Regions from separate parts of the Homo sapiens genome. Here region 2 is linked to region 1. A link is an interaction called in ENCODE POLR2A ChIA-PET data of the cell type or tissue named here. Cell type or tissue: GM12878. All regions are shown on one strand. Each heading gives the region's core, and the rest is flanking DNA. Links, peaks and the distances in the headings are about the cores only. Region 1 has its middle 84 kb from the start of LINC02770. Region 2 has its middle 170 kb from the start of LINC02770.

The links. ChIA-PET counts read pairs that join two places held together with the same protein. Peaks named below come from ENCODE experiments on the same cell type or tissue, not always from the same donor. Only the 100,000 strongest peaks of a DNase experiment are listed, where the experiment ranks them.
Region 2: POLR2A ChIA-PET joins it to region 1 with 6 read pairs; 2 of 35 experiments call an interaction of 5 or more read pairs at or near these places.

The regions. Positions count from the first base shown.
Region 1 is chr1:191,646,247-191,651,645 of GRCh38, forward strand. No RefSeq gene overlaps it. Among named protein-coding and RNA genes, the nearest start is that of LINC02770, 84 kb to the right of the region's middle. In GM12878, for the core only: no CTCF peak of the experiment used is centred there; no DNase peak of the experiment used is centred there.
Region 2 is chr1:191,555,581-191,560,979 of GRCh38, forward strand. No RefSeq gene overlaps it. Among named protein-coding and RNA genes, the nearest start is that of LINC02770, 170 kb to the right of the region's middle. In GM12878, for the core only: no CTCF peak of the experiment used is centred there; a DNase peak (open chromatin) is centred at 2,999.

The sequences.
Region 1 (5,399 bases), core at 298-5,297:
TTTACATGGGTAAATCCATGTAATTGGGTACTAGAATTATACATTAAGAAATAAAATGAGACTCTGTTGTGTCTTACTAAAAATAAAAGGGTACAAGTATCATATTTATTGTGTCATACTAGAAGTCCTATAATAATAAAACCTATCCTATAAAATAAAACCTTTGTTGTGGTTGGGAATTCACTATTTTCAAGAAAGATGTAAAGAGTCTTCATGATATCACCCCTAGTCCACAGAGAAATGTTCATGTCACATCTGATAATCTCCAATTTTGCAAAGGAGAGAACTGAATATCAGAGCTGTTAACTTGCCCTAAGACACAAAGTCATGCAGCTGATGTTACAACTATGTAATTTAATATGAATACATTTGTTTCCACTATGTCACACATGATAAAGGGGCACCTATGGGACTGAAAAAGTTTATTTTCTGCCACAATAATTGGGGTCTTTAGGTTAGTGTAGTCCATAGGTCTATCAGTGGAACCTGAAAGTGGAATTGCTATTTAAAGGTACTCTGACGGAAATGACTTGAAAAAAATTGGATCACTTTTTAAAAGCCACACAGCATTGGTTATTTGCTATATAGAGGATGCCACAGAATACTAAGAAAGGAGAAAGAGAGTTTTAAAATTCTGTGTTCCAGACATACAGAATTGTAGAGACACTGGGTTTTTCTCCACCCAGTATTTAACTGGGTCAGTCTCACAAGCACAACTTTTCTGATTAAGAAAAAAAAAGTTGTATAAATTAGGTATAATATTATAACTAAAATGTTAAAGAAGGGAGTTAAGAAGGATTATCATTAGTCAACTTGTGCATTTTAGCTCATTTAAAGTTCATTTAACCCTATCATAAATGGCTGAAGAAAGACTGGATTAGAGTAATATGTTTTGTTTTGTTTCTCAACTAACATCCCATACATTTATACAATAATCTAAAGTAATGCCAAATAAATTTATTTATTTTCTGCATATTTGTAAAAATTGATTTAAAAGGGTGCTAAAGTTTATATTTCATTTAAGTTATAGCATACATAAAATCACCTTTTATAGAAGGATCTAAATTGATTTTGGAATAAATTGTCATTTTTATTGATTACTTTTATTTAAATATATCTTTAAAAAGTAGATTGTAATTTAAATATCCTTTCAAAATTCAGGAATATTTTTCTTTTCACTCAGGAATCAAGATAAGGCATTTCCTGTGCATAAACTTGTGAATTTCCTTATAGAAAACGCATTAAAGAAAAGCTTGACCCTCTAATCAAGCAGGATGTTCTTGAATCAATCACATGTCCTGCTCAGCTTCATCAATTATTTCAACTTAATGCTTAAATGGTATTACAGGTGAATGTCAGATTTTTAGTGAATGTATTGCTTTCTGCATGTGACTATTAGCTCCCATTTTTTAATCTCTGGAGTATAAATTTGGAATTTACCAATTAATTGACTAAGACAGCAGAATTACAAGTGGTATTATTTTCTTTTTAGAAATATTGTATTTTTATAGATAAATTTATTTTTATAAAGAACCATAAAGATACTCAGGATGGTCTCTACACATTCATTTTCTGAGTACCATTTTATGAGACCCCCCTGCATGGAGAGGGAGCAAGACACAAACAAGGGATCCACTTCAAAGGCTGTGGGCTCTTCTCAGATGATGTGCCAGGGGAGATGTGATGGTAGCTTTCACTAGTGTGACAGCACTGGGGGTTCTAAGAAGTGGTTAGTTTTAGGTATATTTTATGTATAAGTGGTGCCAACAGGACTGGCTAGTGAACTGAATATAGGGTGTGAGAAAATAAAAAGAATGAAGAATGTATTATGCTTCTGTATGCATTAACTTACTATATCTGTTAGAATAATTGAAATTGATAGGTTTGCTTTTCCCAAGAATGTAGATCAAAGGAATCAGTACCAGGGGAGATGGCACTAAACACATACAAAAATATTGTTGCAATCTATAGATTGATTTAATTGCTTTACATACATTATCATGTTTAATCTTCAGGCCATCCTATAAGGTAGAAAATTTTATTATTCTTGTTTAAGATTAGAAAAATGAGGAACAGGACAGTTAGTAGCTTGCACAAGGTTTCTGTACAAGTGGCAGAAATTAAAACCAGACACTCTGTCTCCAAATCCAGGCTCTTAACCACTAGTTGGTAATGTTTCCCAAATATGTCTTACTTATAGCGGTATTTGTCAATCAGAGAGAAGAGAAATTATTATAAATTTAATCCTAAGGTAGCATTTCTAAAGTCAGATCAAAATAATAAATTAAACAAATTGAATTAAAATAGTATAAAATTACGGGACATTTATGATTCATTTAAAACTCAATATTCTCTCTAATATTCATAGACTATTACTTTTGGAGAGGAAACATAAAAATTTGACAGAGGCTTTTTAATTTTTACTTCTAGCCTATGTTTAGCTTTGGTGAAATGCATTGCTATTTGAATGTTCATTTTTCTATGTGCCAAAATTTCTATGTATGTTTTATTTATTTACATTTATTTAATAAAGTTCCATCTTATTGTTAAAATCTACTCTATTTTCATCTATCTCAAAAACTTACCATCTTTTTTCCCCTCATTTTGTTACTGTATAATAAAAAAGCTATATTTGCGATTCAGAAGAAAAGTATGAGAGATGATCTACAGGTGATGCCAAGAAGACTGTAAAAGCATTGATAACGAGCCTCCCTTTTAGGGGCTGTGACTGCATAATACAATGGGTCAAACAGCCAGTACAATTTTAATTATTAATATTAAATAATATATTATTTATAGTAATATTAATATTAAATAATATATTATTTATAGTAATATTAATATTAAATAATATATTATTTATAGTAATATTAATATTAAATATTTAATTAGTATTAATTAAATATTAATTAGTATTAATATTAAATAAATATAAATAATATTTATAATATTAAATAAGTTGAGTTGCGTGTGCCCATAAACTGGTGTGCCTTAGGAAAATTTGACTCACACATTTACTTCTAAACAAGGTCATAGCTTTCAATTTTAGGGTTATAAAATCTAATCTTTCTCACAAGTTCACAACTTGAGTACCCTAAATTGGATTCAATCTACCTAAATTTAAATCAAATCACCTTCAGCTAATCATCATCTGTGTCATGTTTAGCAGGATAACCTTCTTAAGCTACAATTATCTATTAAATTCTGAAAAAAATAAAAAACAGTACCTACCTCATATGGTTATAAGGTTTTAATGAGACAGTAGTTATTCTACAAGATTATTCATTTACACGATAATGGTTGTCTTTATTCTTTTACTACAGATCTGTTAATATTGCTGCTTGTTTGTAATTGTTAGTATAATCAATCTAATTACATATAATTCCCAGATCAATTTTAATAATGAGGAATAGTAATGAAAGTGTACCTCTGTATTTTTCCTTGACTTTAATAATTTTTAAATTATTTCATCATGGAGTAATTATTATATCATATTATATACGGAACTTTCCAACTATATCTAAGAAAGTTTCAGCCTACAATGAAAGTTGCATTTAGCCAAAGACTACGTTAATATCTAAAGATTATATTATATTTTTGTCCTTGACCTATTAATATGGTGAACTATATTAATACATTTCTGAAGTTTAAAGCATTCATAGACATAATTCACTTGTGTGTGTTGGGCCTTTCTTTTTAGCGCTGCTAGATTTGATTTGGTGATACCGAGTTGGAGTAGGGAGTGGAGAAATGAATGAGTTACAGTTGAAGACTGAGAGACAGGCTGAGACTACATCAAATAGTAACTTGATTTTAGGAATTTAATATCTATTTAGAAGGAATTTTGCATGGAATTTATATTTTAAGTGTGTACATTTTTAGAACATCTATTTTCTTTGATACATTATCCTCTCTCTTCTTTTTGGCCTAATGAACTTGCTTAGTTGACTGAGATAAGCAATTAGAAAATTTCATAATGACCCCATTCTAAATCTAAGACCTCTCTACCCTGTACTCTGCCTTCTTCAACTAAAAATTAATAAAAATTCTCTGCTACTGTCTAAGGAAAATAGGGTTCTCAAGAGAAACATATTTTATTACCTGTTTCTTCAGGGAATTTGTTATTGCAATCAAATTCTTCATCCCTCGCACCTCACATCAACTTTTTTTTTTCTAACTTTCTACTGAAAGATTTCCAGATGGCCTATACTCCAAATAAACCACTCTTTAAACCACAATTCTCCCAATATTGTGAGATCCAAAGGCTATCAGTTTTGATTCATTGAAATCTCAGCACCATTCAAAACAATTTATATCCTTTTATTTCTTGAACAAATTCATTTACTTGGCTTCCAGAAAACCATGTTTTTCTCCCTGCCAAACTTGTTCCTTTTCTAACTTTATATTCTCTCTTTACTCTCTGTTTGGCCCCTAAATGTAGCATTCTAGAGCTCAGTCCTTGGAAGTGTTCTCTTCTCCCTTGGTCTCAGGACTTTAAACACTACCCACGAGCTAATGCTGAGATTTTCCACTGAAGCTTCAGATTCATGATGCTAACTGCCGCCTTAGCATGTCTGCATGGATGTCTAATATGTATCATAAAATATGTATCATAAACACAGCATGCCCAAAATCCAACTCTTGATTTCTACTGCTGTGCCCCAAGCAAACTAGCTCCTTATCCAGTCTAACCAACCCAGTGAAGGGCAAAACTATTCAGGCTTAAAACCCAAGGGACATTCTTGGCTGCTTTTCACAACCCAAGGGACATTCTTGGCTGCTTTTCACATCTCACATTCAGTTCATTATTCAGTGTTGTTGATACCATTTACACTTAAAATCTAAAACTAATCACATCCCACTATCCCTCGCACCACCCTGGCATCACTGAGCCACTGAAGCACTGTACTTCCTGTCAAGTGAAAAAAATAAATCAACTTGTATTAAGCCAATATCCCTGTGCTACCCTAGTCAAAGATACCACTGTCTGTCTTCTGGAACACTGCCATGCCTCTAAGTGGACCCTTTGATTTTACTTTTTTTTTTTTTTTTTTTTTGAGACAGAGTCTTGCTCTGTCGCCCAGGCTGGAGTGCAGTGGCACTATCTCGGCTCACTGCAAGTTCCGCCTCCCGGGTTCACGCCATTCTCCTGCTTCAGCCTCCCGAGTAGCTGGGACTACAGGTGCCTGCCACCATGCCTGGCTAATTTTTTTGTATTTTTAGTAGAAACGCGGTTTCACCATGTTAGCCAGGATGGTCTCGATCTCCTCACCTCATGATCCGCCCGCCTTGGCCTCCCAAAGTGCTAGGAGCAGAGAGCTCTCTATTTGGTACTAACAATGTGTAATACTACAAATTCATTTATTTTACATCTCTGTTCCCCTCAATGCTTAATTTTT
Region 2 (5,399 bases), core at 326-5,325, 91 kb before region 1:
CTAAGGTCACACGGTGAACTGTCATCCCAAAACTTTTTCCCAAACTGAGGAGAAAAGTATATTCAGAGTCACACCTAAGATCTGCTGACCTGGAGCAGAAGCTGCTGGAGTCATAAACTGGTAGACATGGTAAAAACACATAAATGCTGATTTTAATAAACTGTTGGAAGCCAAGTGGGGATTAGTGTGAATGAGAAATTACTAAAGACCATATAATCTTGGGATGGGGTCGGGAGTGGGGCACACTTTTGTGTGTTTCACCTCTGAGAACCCAATCAAGTTCATACAGTAATATTCCAGAAAAAAAGTCCTCTCACCTTTGCCAGCAGGGGGAGGGTAAGGGTCTCTTGTGAAATATCCCAAGACCTTTTCATTATCACCCAGGGCTACTCTCCAAGGGAAGAGATTATTTTCCCCTTCTGGATCAGTTTTAGCTCCCTGTAGCCTTCCTGTGTAGATAGATAGGTAGACAGATGATAGATAGATAGATAGATAGATAGATAGATAGATAGATAGATAGATATTACATATATATAATATGTCATCAGTAGTCACAAAAGCTTCAAGGCAATAGACTAGGAATGCTTCCGCCAGGGAAAGGAAGAAAAGGAGTAGAAAGTGGAGTGGGGCGGAGAGTGTGTTATATTGCTGGAGAAAGACTTGTAAAGGTCCCAGCCCTGAGACATTTGTTGAGTAAAAGATTAGATTTAATTGTAAGATTACAGACTGCTCCCCTTTAATCTTCCAAACCTTGTCACCATACCAGCAGGTCTCCAGTATTATAACAGTGAATTATAACTGAAAAAGCTATAAGATACAGGCTTTCTCTGAAGTCTTAGGAAAGCACAAAGTAAACATAGGACACAAAACTCAAGGCTACAAGAGGAAATGTGAAGCCTCTGGCACCTATAGCTGAGCAAACAATAAACACAACCCAATTCCTAGCCAGTTTAACATATGCACCCATATTAAAGGCCTAGTTTCCTCAGTTTCCATTACTCAATAAAACATGTCCAGCTTTCTAACAAACAAGAAAAAAAAAAAAGAAAGGAAAATCTTCTAAGAAACTAAGCAATCATCAGAACCAGATCCATATATGAGAAAGATGTTGGAATTATCACAATGAGAATTAAAATATCCATAAGTAATACGTTAAGAACTCTGATGGAGAAAGTAGAACATGCAAGAGAGCAGATGGGAAATGTAAGCAGAGGGATAAAAATTCTAAGAAAGAATTACAGGGATACTAGAAATCAGAATCAGAATACTGTAACAAAAATGAAGTATAACTTCAGTAGGCTCATCAGTAGACTTGGCATGCCCAGGAAATCAGTGAACCTGAATATAGATCAATAGGATTTTCCACAATTATTATTCTAATAAAAACATTAAAGAAAAAAACAAAAGCAAAACATAGAATAAAACTTCAAGGAATTGTGAGATAAATGAGAACAAAACAGAAGAAATGTTTGATGTATTATAGTAATGGCAGGAAACTTTCCAAAATTATTGACACCATACAGCAGATCCAGGAAGCTCAGGCAACAATCAGCATAATGAATACAAGCAAAAGTTAAAACAAACAAATAAAAACATAAGCATTTTATATCAAGTTTCCAGAAAACTTAAGACAATATCTTGTAGAACAAAAATGCTTCATCTATAGAGGTACCAGAATAAAAATTACAGTAGACTTCTCATCAAAAATGATACAAACAGTATGAAAATGGAGGGAAAATGTGAAGTGTTGGAAAAGTAAAAATGCCAACATAGAACTCTATATGCAACAAAACTATCTTTCAAAAGTGAAAGAGAAATAAAGTCTTCTTCAATCAAACTATTGTGATAATTCCAACAAAAATTAATGGGATTCACTGTCAGCAAATCTTTTCTGAAATGTTAACAGAAAATCTTCCACTGAAGGAAAATTAATTAGAAACTTGAATCGACAGAAAGATGAATAAGCATCGGAGAACAAATAAAGTTAAAATATTTTTTTATTTTATTATTTTTAATGATAATCAACTATCACTGTTGATTAAACACCAGTGTAGCATTATTTTATAATGATCATTGTCTATAAAGTGTACTAAAGTAAAACTTTATTAATTCAATATTGTGCGATCATAGCAAGTGGATAATAACGTCTTTCCCAGACCAGAGTTTTTTTGTTTTTGTTTTTGAAGTGGCAGTTTTCTTTAGAAGCTGCCAAGTGTGTGTCCACATATGTTTCACACTTTCACTATATCACTTGTATAACAAATGTCAAATATTACTTCAAAGATTTTGCTATGGTTTCCTTGAAAAACAATTATGTCATATGTGCTTTCATATATTTATCAAACTCACCTAACCCAGATATCTGGTGTACAAGTTTTTCAGGACCTTACTAATTTCCTAGATCTTATTTTCCATATTACGGAATCTAACTTTCAATTCAAAATCTAACTTCAAAATAGAAAGAATCTATTACATTTCCAGTTCAAAGTCCATATAAGTTTGGGTCAGATTCCCACAACACATTATTTTGAGTCATCATTTAGTGCCTTTGCCCTAGTTCCCAAAACCTCAGGGCAGTACTGAGTCCTGCATGCTTATGAAGAATTGATTTGGTTTGTTCTCCCATTTATATCATTTGAATAGTAACCATAAAGTGGTCAGCAGTGAGATCTGTGTCATACTTTTCTAGAGCCTCTATATTGACATTGCTTAATCCCTAAATGAGCCAGTATGAGGAAATAAAGTGAGTGTGACACTGATATATTTTGCAATTCATATCATACCCATCAGAATCACTGCCTTGAGCTCCTATGCTTCAGTTCATTCCAAATCGTATCTTATATGGATCTGAGATATTGAAACAAAAGCTTCCTGGACACTAGCAGAAGGCATGAGACACTTGGGTCAGAGACAAAGGGGTTTATTAGTCACAGAATGACAAGCAGCATAAATTTCACATGCTGACTGACTCCCCTGATACTCCAAGCCTCATGGGAGCAACATAGAGTGGTCAGGGTGAATGTTATACACACGTGGGTCTGTGTCACAGATGAACATACCCAAGCTTAGGAAACCCCCATCTTTTATAATGGGCTGAAAGCTAACTTCTTAATGTTGCTCCAGGTGAACACATCATCTTTATTGTACTAGACAGTAAACAAACCTGTCCTTTACTTTACAGAAATCATTGAAAATATGTTAATATTCTGGGACAATGGTTGTTAGGGCTTCTGCTTGGAAGACATACAGAAATGTAAGAAACCAGTTGAGAACTATCTCCCAACAGCATACTATATGACAAAAGAAATGTGTTGAAATTCAGATAAACTACTTATCCGAGTATCCAGGTTTACAATAAGCTCAGTTGGGATCTCTTCTGATAAGACTGTATTGTTAAACCTCACATCCTTCAACTTTGCAATTGCTGACATATTCAAAACAAAGATTTTAACATTCACCAAATACCTCCCAGTAGGATGGCAGTTCTAGTGTCAGCCTTTCTCAGATTACCAGTAGATTTCTGAAAATAGACTGCGCTATCTACAAAACGATTGAATGATATAACAGATTTTGAAAATGTCCCTCAGCAGGGTTCCTTCAACTTTTCTATAGTGGAGGGATGTGGCACCGAGCATAAGATCATGAGCAAGGATATTTATACACTGTTAGACGTGTCCTCATACTGTATCTTTCACAACCATCACTGTTCATATTATCTATCCAGCTTCCTACTAGATTACCTATTATGTTTAAAATGGGCAGTTTCTCAGTTTTGCAATGTAGTCTCTCACTGCCATTCTACAAAATATAAAATACGTAAAAACCCCACAGGAAAATTCCCATCAGCCTATGTGGCATTTTTAGTCTAAAAAATCCCCATTAAATTAATACTTCAATAACTCAATCAATTGTTCAATATTTTTATCAAAGTTTTATTGGCATACCAATGCCACCCTATGTACAAATAATAGGTGATGGAGAGGCCAGGAGTACAACTGATCAATAACAGTAGCTTATTCAAGTGATCCTAAGATGTGGAGTCTTCCAGTGAGGGTCCTAAGCTTGAATTGTAAGTGTATAGACTTGCATAAAAGGGATGAAGAAATAAACAAACAAATACACAGAATGTAAGACATTGAGCAGAGGAAAGAAGAAATGAGACTAAAAAAATGTGTCTCCATAAGTCCAACTAGTATCTTTTTCTGTATATTTGCATAAGCTTCTCTAAATTACATATTTTGGTATATCTTCTGGAACTTTCTGAAAAAACATCTTTCTGAAGATTTATTTCTCCTAAAAGAAAGAAATTCTGAAGATTTTTTTCTATGACAGAATATATTAAATTATGCTAACTGATGCTACAGTTCTATAGGCCTTCATTGTTGACCTTTGCTTGGAGGACAGGCTGGGTGCTTTAGAAGAATGTCCGTAAAATTACAACACCAAATATGATTCAGATATGATGATGTAAACTAGATGGAATACAGGTAGACCCTAATAGGTAGATTCAAGGCCTGGTTTAAATGCTGTGTGAATTCTTGTGTGGAATTAGGCTACTCAGGATAGAGTCTGTTTAAATGACATATGGCATTTACAATATCTCATTGTAAATTATCCCACTGGCTAAATTTAAAGTAATATGTTAGAAATAGAAATGAATGTTAGAACCCATAAGTAGAGAAAAAATGAGACCAGCTACATACCTCAAGATTCTGAAAAAGGACAACTACAGAAATACTAGTAACCCAATGTAAAATGTGGGAGCAATTATAACTGTAATATGTCGATTTCATAATGCACATGTCAAGTAAATACAACGAGACATTGGGTTGTAGCAGAGAAAGAAGTTTAATTGTAGGACTACTAAATGAGGAGCTGGAAGGAAATCTCAACTCTGTCTCTCCAAGGAGTTTGGAGGTAGGGTTTTTCAGAGTTTTAGAATGACCCAAAGTATTGAGATTTCTGATTAATCAGAGTGCTGGGTAAAGTCATGGGACAAGGAGGTGAAGAAATTGAATTCTCCTACTGATTTTTTTTCTCTGTAGAGGTCTTTAACCTAGTTGGCATTAGCTGTTCTGCTGGAATTCAGGATCTGCTTAAGCAATTCTTAAACAAAGACCTATGATTCTAATGTCAGAGATTCTATTTATAGGAATAATGGGGATACAAATAGTATGTAGTTGATGCAGTTTGGATATTTGTCCCCACCCAAATATCGTGTTGAAATGTAATCCCCAGTGTGGAGGTCTACCCTGATGGGAGGTGTTTGGATCATGGTGGCGAATCCCTCATGAATGGCTTGGGCCATCCCCTTGGTGATAAGTGAGCTCTTGCTCTGAGTTCACAGATCTGGTCATTTAAGTTTGTGGTACCTTCCCCAACTCCCTTGCTTCTGCTCC